Linked DNA regions of Homo sapiens: region 2 is linked to region 1. Evidence: chromatin contacts called from ENCODE Hi-C or POLR2A ChIA-PET data. All regions are on one chromosome and are shown on one strand. Each heading gives the region's core, a stretch centred on a gene start or an enhancer-like site at or near the end of the contact. The rest is flanking DNA. Distances are from core to core; before and after follow the strand shown.

Region 1 (3,873 bases), core at 726-3,225:
AGAGTGGCTAGGATGCAGGGCACCAAGTCTCTAGGCTGCACAGAGCAGAGGGGTCCTGGACCAGGCTCAGGAAATCATTTTTTCCTCTTAGGCCTCTGGACCTGTGATGGAAGGGGCTGCTGCATGTCTCTGACATGCCCTGGAGATATTTTCCCCATTGTTTTAGAGATTAACATTTGTCTCCTGATTACTTATGCAAATTTCTGCAGCTGGCTTGAATTTCTCCTCAGAAAATGGGTTTTTCTTTTCTATCACATCATCAGGCTGCAAATTATCCAAACTTTCATGCTCTGTTTCCCTTTTAAAATTGAACGCTTTTAACAGAACATAAGTCACATCTTGAAGGCTTTGCTGCTTAGAAATTTCTTCTGCCAGATACCCTAAATCATCTCCCTCAATTTCAAAGTTCTGCAAATCTCTAGGGCAGTGGCAAAATGCCACCAGTCTCCTTGCTAAAATATAGCAAGAGTCACCTTATTCCAGTTCCCAACAAATTCCTCATCTCCATCTGAGATGACCTCAGCCTGAATTTCATCGTCCATATCATTATCAGCATTTTGGTCAAAGCCATTGAAAATGTTTCCAGGAAGTTCCAAACTTTCCCACATTTTCCTGTCTTCTTCTGAGCCCTCCAAACTGTTCCAACACCTGCTTGTTACCCAGTTCCAACACCACTTCCATATTTTTGGGTATCTTTACAGCAGTACCCCAGTCTACCAGTACCAATTTAATGTATTAGTCTGTTCTCATGCTGCTGACAAAGACATACCCAAGACTGGACAATTTACAAAGAAGAAAAGAGGTTTAATAGACTCACAGTTCCACTTGGCTGGGGAGGTCTCACACTCACGGCAGAAGGTGAAAGGTACATCTTACATGGGAGCAGTTTAGGAGAGAATGAAAGCCAAGCAAAAGGGGTTTCCCCTTATAAAACCATCAGATGTCATGGGACTCATTCACTACCATGAGAACAGTATGGGGGAACTGCCCCCATGATTCAATTACCTTCTACCAGGTCCCTCCGACAACATATGGGAATTATGGGAGCTACAATTCAAGATGAGATTTGGGTGGGGACACAGCCAAACCATATCACACTTACATAGACTTTTTTGTCACATCTAGCTCTCTAAACATAAGAAATTCATATTGGTATATAGCTTAAAGTTGAAAACAACTCTATTTTTTCCCAATGCGTGGTAAATTTTTAAAACATCATTCATGAAATACTTGCTCTCTTTTTCCCCCACCAACTTAAAATGTCACTTCAAATATCAGCTGTCAATACTTTTCATGAGTTTCTTCCTGGACTCTATGCGATTCAGCTGGCCTACTTGTTTACTTTTGCATATTTTGTGTCTTTTAATGACTGTTATGTTATGGTGCATTTTATATCTTAAGCAAGCCCTTTTTCTTCTCCTTTCTTTTTCATTTTTCTTTTGTTATTGTTTCACATTTTCTCTTACATTTGAACTATACTACCAAGTTATAATATTCAAATATACAAACAACATTCTTTGGGGGTTTTGCCTGTGATATTTTCAGACCTGTAGCTTACTCTGGAAGATGTATGCATATTATAATAATAAATATTTTAACAATTACAATATATCCCTTCATTATTCTATGTTCCTTAGTAGGGTTCTACAATTTTCCTTATAAATATCTTGTTCATTTCATGTTAGGCTTATTCCTACTTAATTTATGATTTTATTTCCTAGAACTTTATGAGAAGGAATATTCTGAACGGGTGCCCAATATCAACCTTAAGAGAAGGATATACCTCATATTTTTATTTTCCTAGCTCTATTGCCTGGCCTCCAATATACACTTAGTATGTACTATAATTAAAATACACCTTCGGGTAAATTTCGGTTTGGTTTTCTTTTAACCCATTACTTCTCAATGTACAGTGATAACATAATAAAACAAGCCACAAGATGGCAGAATAAGCCATCTTTCCTGGACTTATAGGAAGGTTTTTAGACAAGAAACTGATCACGACTTGCTCATGGAGAAGAATAAATTATTTTATACTCCACAATGAACCAGCATACTGACAATAGTATTAATCTTTTTCTTTTTTTTTTTTTTTTTTTTTTGAGACGGAGCCTCGCTCTGTCGCCCAGGCTGGAGTGCAGTAGCGCGATCTCGGCTCACTGCAAGCCCCGCCTCCCGGGTTCACGCCATTCTCCAGCCTCCCGAGTAACTGGGACTACAGGCGCCCACAACCACTCCCGGCTAAGTTTTTGTATTTTTAGTAGAGACGGGGTTTCACCGTTTTAGCCAGGATGGTCTCGATCTCCTGACCTCGTGATCCGCCCGCCTCTGCCTCCCAAAGTGCTGGGATTACAAGCGTGAGCCACCGCGCCCGGCCAACAGTATTAATCTTAAAACAAAAACTTCAATATAAAATAAAGAAAATACTTCTGACGGTAAAAACTATTACCATAAATTATACTTTACTAAATCCTTCATTCATATACATATACGAATACTATATAGAGAGAGTACTTTCTCTAATTCTTCTTCTTTACTCCACTGCAGAACTGTGGGTACTCAGTAGAGTTTAGTTTCTCATCTTCTGCTTTACTCTATTCTTTTTGTTTTTCTCTCTTCAAATAACTTATCTACTCTGATGCCAAACATCACCTCTGTGCCCACACCCGTCAAACTGTATTCATGGCCCTAAACTCAATTTCATTCTAAAGCCTTATTTATTTATTTATTTTAAGTTACATGTGCAGGATCTACAGGTTTGTTACATAGGTAAATGTGCAGGGTACATGTGCAGGATGTGCAGGTTTGTTACATTGGTAAACGTGTGCCATGGTGGTTTGCTGCACCTATCAACCTATCACCTAGGTATTAAGCCCAGCATGCAATAGCTATTTTTCCTGATGCTCTCCCTTCCACCACCCCCACCCCTGAGGTTTATGTCAAACCTCATATATATATAATATATAATATATTTTATTATATATAATATATATAATATATAATATATTTTATTATATATTATATATAATATATATTATATTTTATTATATATAATATATATAATATATAATATATTTTATTATATATTATATATAATATATATTATATTTTATTATATATAATATATATAATATATAATATATTTTATTAATATTATATATATTATATATATGAGGTTTGACATAAAAATATATTGACATATATATACACACACACATATACATATATATGAGGTTTGACATAAATATATATATACACATATATATGCGTGTGTATATATATATACACACACACACACACATATACTTGAATTATGTTTGCAAGGTGAGTTGCTGTTCTTCTTAAAGAGGTAGGCCAGGCAACTCTTTTATTAAGAAATGACTGACCGGGTGCGGTCGCTCACGCCTGTAATCCCAGCACTTTGGGAGGCCGAGGCGGGCGGATCACAAGGTCAGGAGATCGAGACCATCCTGGCTAACATGGTGGAACCCCATCTCTACTACAAATACAAAAAATTAGCTGGGTGTGGTGGCGGGAGCCTGTAGTCCCAGCTGCTGGGGAGGCAAGGCAGGAGAACAGCGTTAATCCAGGAGGCGGAGCTTGTAGTGAGCTGAGATGGTGCCACTGCACTCCATCCTGGGCGACAGAGTGAGACTCCGTCTCAAAAAAAAAAAAAAGAAATGATTCCTGCTTGCTCCTATCCCTGAGGAGATATATATATATATATATTCAGACTGCTGTTGCCCTTGTTGCCCAGGCTGGAGCTGGAGCGCAGTGGCACAATCGCAACTCACTGCAACCTCCGCCTCCCGGGTTCAAGTGATTCTCCTGCCTCAGCCTCCCAGGTAGCTGGGATTACAGGTGTGCCCACCA
Region 2 (3,873 bases), core at 700-3,199, 81 kb after region 1:
GACAATCTCTAGAGAAAAAGTCTGGGCAGATGACTGATGTGCTAATTCTGGAACACTGACCATCCAAGGCATTCAATATACATTCAGCTCCAAACTGGAGCTTTTTCATCAGTGATATGAGCCGAATTAGTAACGTTTGGTGGGAAAAAAAAAGAGCATGATTCATCAGTGTCTCTTGGAATTACACAGCCAGGGCTGTTCATGGCCTGAGTGGTCAAACCTAACAAAATGAATGAAGGAATCAGCATGAATCTCTGGCAAGCCCCTCAGCGTAGTGGTGATTCCACATAAAAGCCTTCTTCGGAAAAATCATAGCAACTAGATACATGCGTGAGTCTTTTTCCCATTGCCTGTCCCTCTGCTCACCATTGCAGGGGCTGAAAGACTGATGAGATTCTCACAGGCACTAGAAGACCACAGAAATGCCTCCAGGAGGCAGGCTGGGATCCAGGGTCCAACCAATATTCTTGTGAGAGTGTGAAGCCAAGGAACACGAAAGAGGGGAACACCTTGGCTAAGAATGTATTCGTGACAGAGGAGAAGGGGAGGAACAGGAAGCCTCCAGCTAGTCGTTTGGAATCTGGCAACCATTTCTGTCAGCTTTCTCATTCCTAGATTGATGCAGATTGCTTAATTCCTTGAGGTAAGGGATATACTAAATTGCCTCTTTGTTCAACTCTTAGAATAAGAATTTCCCTCTCCTCTCCCGTCCCCTCCCCTCCCCTCCTCTCCTCTCTTTTCTTTTTCTTTGTTTTTTTTGTTTTTGAGACGGAGTCTCACTCTGTCACCCAGGCTGCATGATCTCAGCTCACTGCAACCTTCACCTCCCAGGTTCAAGCAATTATCCTGCCTCAGCCTCCTGAGTAGCTGGGTCTGCAGGCACGTGCCACCACGCCCAGCTAATTTTTGTATTTTTAGTAGAGACGGGGTTTTGCCATGGTGGCCAGGCTGGTCTCGAACTCCTGACCTCAGGTGATCCACCCGCCTTGGCCTCCCAAAGTGCTGGGATTACAGGGGTGAGCCACTGCACCTGGCCCACAGCAAGAATTTTTTTCTGAATAGCATTTTACGTGTTAGGCGTCTGGCTGTTTAGGAGATGAGGAAACTGAGGCCCTCAGTTGCCAAGGTCACACAGCTGGTAAACGGACGGAGCCAGAATGCGAGTACAGCTCCTCCTGCCTCCAAAGGTTCTCTGGGCCCTGTAAAACCACGGGCTGCACAGGAAAGGCAGGCTATATATTGTTCTTCCCCTGGCCCAGCGCCCTGATCCAATGCCCGGACACACATCCACACCAAGTTGGACGAAAAGGTAAGGGAGAAACCTTCCCCAAGAGAAGAAGCGGTAAGCTTTGGTTCTAAAGGCCCTGGGTTGGGTCCGTCCTTTGCCACTTCTCAGCTCTATGCATTTAGGCAAATCACTTATCTTCTTAAACCTCCGCATCTGGGCCTACAGGGCCTCTATGGGTTTTTTTTCTATTTATTTATTTATTTATTCTTTTTTTTTTTAACTTTACGTTCCGGGATACACGTGCAGAATGCGCAGATTTGTTGCGTAGGTACACATGGCATCTACGGTTTGATTCAGTCTGAAATGGCGCTCCAGGCTTCATTTAGAAGGTGAAGCACTCTGCAAACTGCGAGGCCATACAGAGATTCCAGAATATGATTAAGGCCCTAACCTTGCTAAGCTGGATTTTCTTTATTTCCCAAAAAGAAGACTAATACTATCCACTTGTACAACCAGAAGGGAGCTCACGTGTAAAGCGCCTCGTCCCCGGCCGGCCTCAAGCGGCGCTAGCTCTCTGGCTGGCGCTGGAGTGTGCCGCCCCTGGCAGCCCCGCCGCTGCAGCGGGGAGCCTGGGAGAGCGGCTCTCGGAGTCTCAGGCAGCAGGAGGAGCGTGTGAGCTGTGGGCGTCCCTTTAAGAGCGGCTGGCCAGGCACGGCCTCCGCCTCTCAGTACGCGGAGCGCCGGCGGTCACCTGGGGCTCGCGGAGCGGCCAGATCGCGGCGGAGTCGGCGCGCTTCCCCGAGGGAAGGTGGGAGAGGGGACCCGGACGCGAGGTGCCCCGAAGCCCTCTCGAGCGTAACCGTCCCGCGCCTCTCTGAGGCGGAGGATGCGGGAGCGCATCTGGGCGCCGCCGCTGCTGCTGCTGCTGCCGCTGCTACTGCCGCCGCCACTGTGGGGCGGCCCCCCGGACAGCCCACGCCGGGAGCTGGAGCTGGAGCCCGGGCCTCTGCAGCCCTTCGACCTGCTCTACGCCAGCGGCGCGGCCGCCTACTACAGCGGAGACTACGAGCGAGCGGTGCGCGACTTGGAAGCGGCGCTGCGCAGCCACCGGCGCCTGCGGGAAATCCGCACGCGCTGTGCCCGCCACTGCGCGGCGCGCCACCCGCTCCCGCCCCCGCCCCCCGGCGAGGGCCCCGGCGCTGAGCTGCCCCTTTTCCGCTCCTTGTTGGGGCGGGCGCGCTGTTATCGCAGCTGTGAGACCCAGCGCCTCGGGGGCCCCGCATCCCGCCACCGCGTCAGCGAGGATGTGCGCAGCGACTTCCAGCGCAGAGTGCCCTACAACTACCTGCAGCGGGCCTACATCAAGGTACCCACAGAGCGCTCCTCCACTGCAAAGCCCCTGCGGCTCTCACACGCTCTCTTGAGCCCTCCCTGCTGCCCCCGTCATCTCTGTTCAGTCTTTCGAATTGGGTCTCCTTAAATATGTGTCTCAGTTTGTGAATCCAGATATCTGGTGGCCCTATCTCTGTATGCAACAATTGATTAACTTGGACAAGTCTTTTTCTCTCTTTCTCAGAGCCAGCTTCTCTCTCAAAAAGAGGACTGTCCTGATAAGGTGATGTTTAAAGTACCCATTCAGCACTAATTCATGAGGCATTGACAAAGCTGAATCTAGTACAATTTATCTTCTCCCTTCTCACTTCCCATTTCTCTTCTCCCTTCTCACTTCCCATTTCTCTTCTCCCTTCTCACTTCCCATTTCTTTTGTCTCCTCTCTCTTATCCTTCCTATACTGTAGTCTGCACCTTTTCTCTGAAGTTTAAAAGAATCTTCAAAATAGTGAAGTTGAAAGACCTGTTCCAAAACAAATTTCTCTCTCTTCTCCCCTTCACCTACAAAAAAGTAAAGATCAAAGGTTAAAGAGAAGGTATGCTTGGAGGAGGCGAAGCTGTTTGAGGCAGTCTCAGTCAAAGTATCCACCCTAAGTGTTGACTTTTTCTCCTTTGATAGAGGGCTTACGTTTTCTGGTGGTATGCATTGGACTGGGTTACTAGGCATCAGTCCTCTCTTTCTAGTTTTATTTTTGTATGCCTAACTTGCCTAAAGTTAGCGTCAGGAGGTATAGTATGCATATTGACATATTGTTCACATCCATAACTTTGAAGATCTCTCTGGATGCTTCAGCAGAGGGAATTTGAATGAGTTCTTCAACCTCCACTGCCACTCACCCAATTTTCCTTCAAATTGACACTCTTAACCCTTCTTTCTCGTTTTCTGTGTTAATATATCAATGTATCTTCTACAGCTACCGGAAAAGTGGAAGCTTTGGGGTTGGTTGTTCATGCTAGCCAATGGACCAGGCTGCTCTGCTCTGCTCTGCTCTGCTGTGCTCTGCTTTGCTTTCTTTTCTCCTCTCCTCTCCCCTCCTCTCCTCTCCTCTCCTCTCCCCTCCCCTCCCCTCCCCTCCCCTCCCCTCCCCTCTCCTCTCCTCTCTTCCTTTTCTTTTCTTTTTTTGACGGAGTTTTGCTCTTGTCACCCAGGCTGGAGTGCAGTGGTGCAATCTGGGCTCACTGCAACCTCCGCCTCCCGGGCTCAAACGATTCTCCTGCCTCAGCCTCCTGAGTAGCTGGGATTACAGGTGTGCA

What was found. A loop is a pair of places that touch in the nucleus more often than their neighbours do. ChIA-PET counts read pairs that join two places held with the same protein, here RNA polymerase II (POLR2A). Pooled maps may share reads with other maps.
Region 2: a map of mammary epithelial cell shows a loop between it and region 1 (7-fold over the local background). The contact joins the promoter of P3H2 here to the enhancer-like site in region 1. A Hi-C loop is called at or near these places in 26 of 168 maps with a recorded cell type or tissue (Caco-2, Calu3, GM12878 and 19 more), 9 of 37 single-sample maps with no recorded cell type and 27 of 50 pooled maps. POLR2A ChIA-PET finds 5 or more read pairs at or near these places in 6 of 52 experiments (GM12878, IMR-90, MCF 10A and 3 more).

The regions. Positions count from the first base shown.
Region 1 is chr3:190,200,058-190,203,930 of GRCh38, reverse strand. No RefSeq gene overlaps it. Among named protein-coding and RNA genes, the nearest start is that of P3H2-AS1, 81 kb to the right of the region's middle. Within about 2 kb of position 1,975, at least 4 of the 41 ENCODE cell types and tissues checked have a DNase peak (open chromatin) inside an H3K27ac peak, as active enhancers do; they include endothelial cell of umbilical vein and mammary epithelial cell, where a contact is called at or near this core.
Region 2 is chr3:190,118,973-190,122,845 of GRCh38, reverse strand. It overlaps P3H2 (prolyl 3-hydroxylase 2), which reads left to right and starts at 1,949. Exons shown (of 15, transcript NM_018192.4): 1 at 1,949-2,594. The coding sequence starts at 2,115. P3H2-AS1 (P3H2 antisense RNA 1) reads right to left here and starts at 1,882. Exons shown (of 4, transcript NR_126419.1): 1 at 1,757-1,882. RefSeq lists an enhancer at 1,563-1,742 and silencers at 1,712-2,006, 1,953-2,182, 2,393-2,472.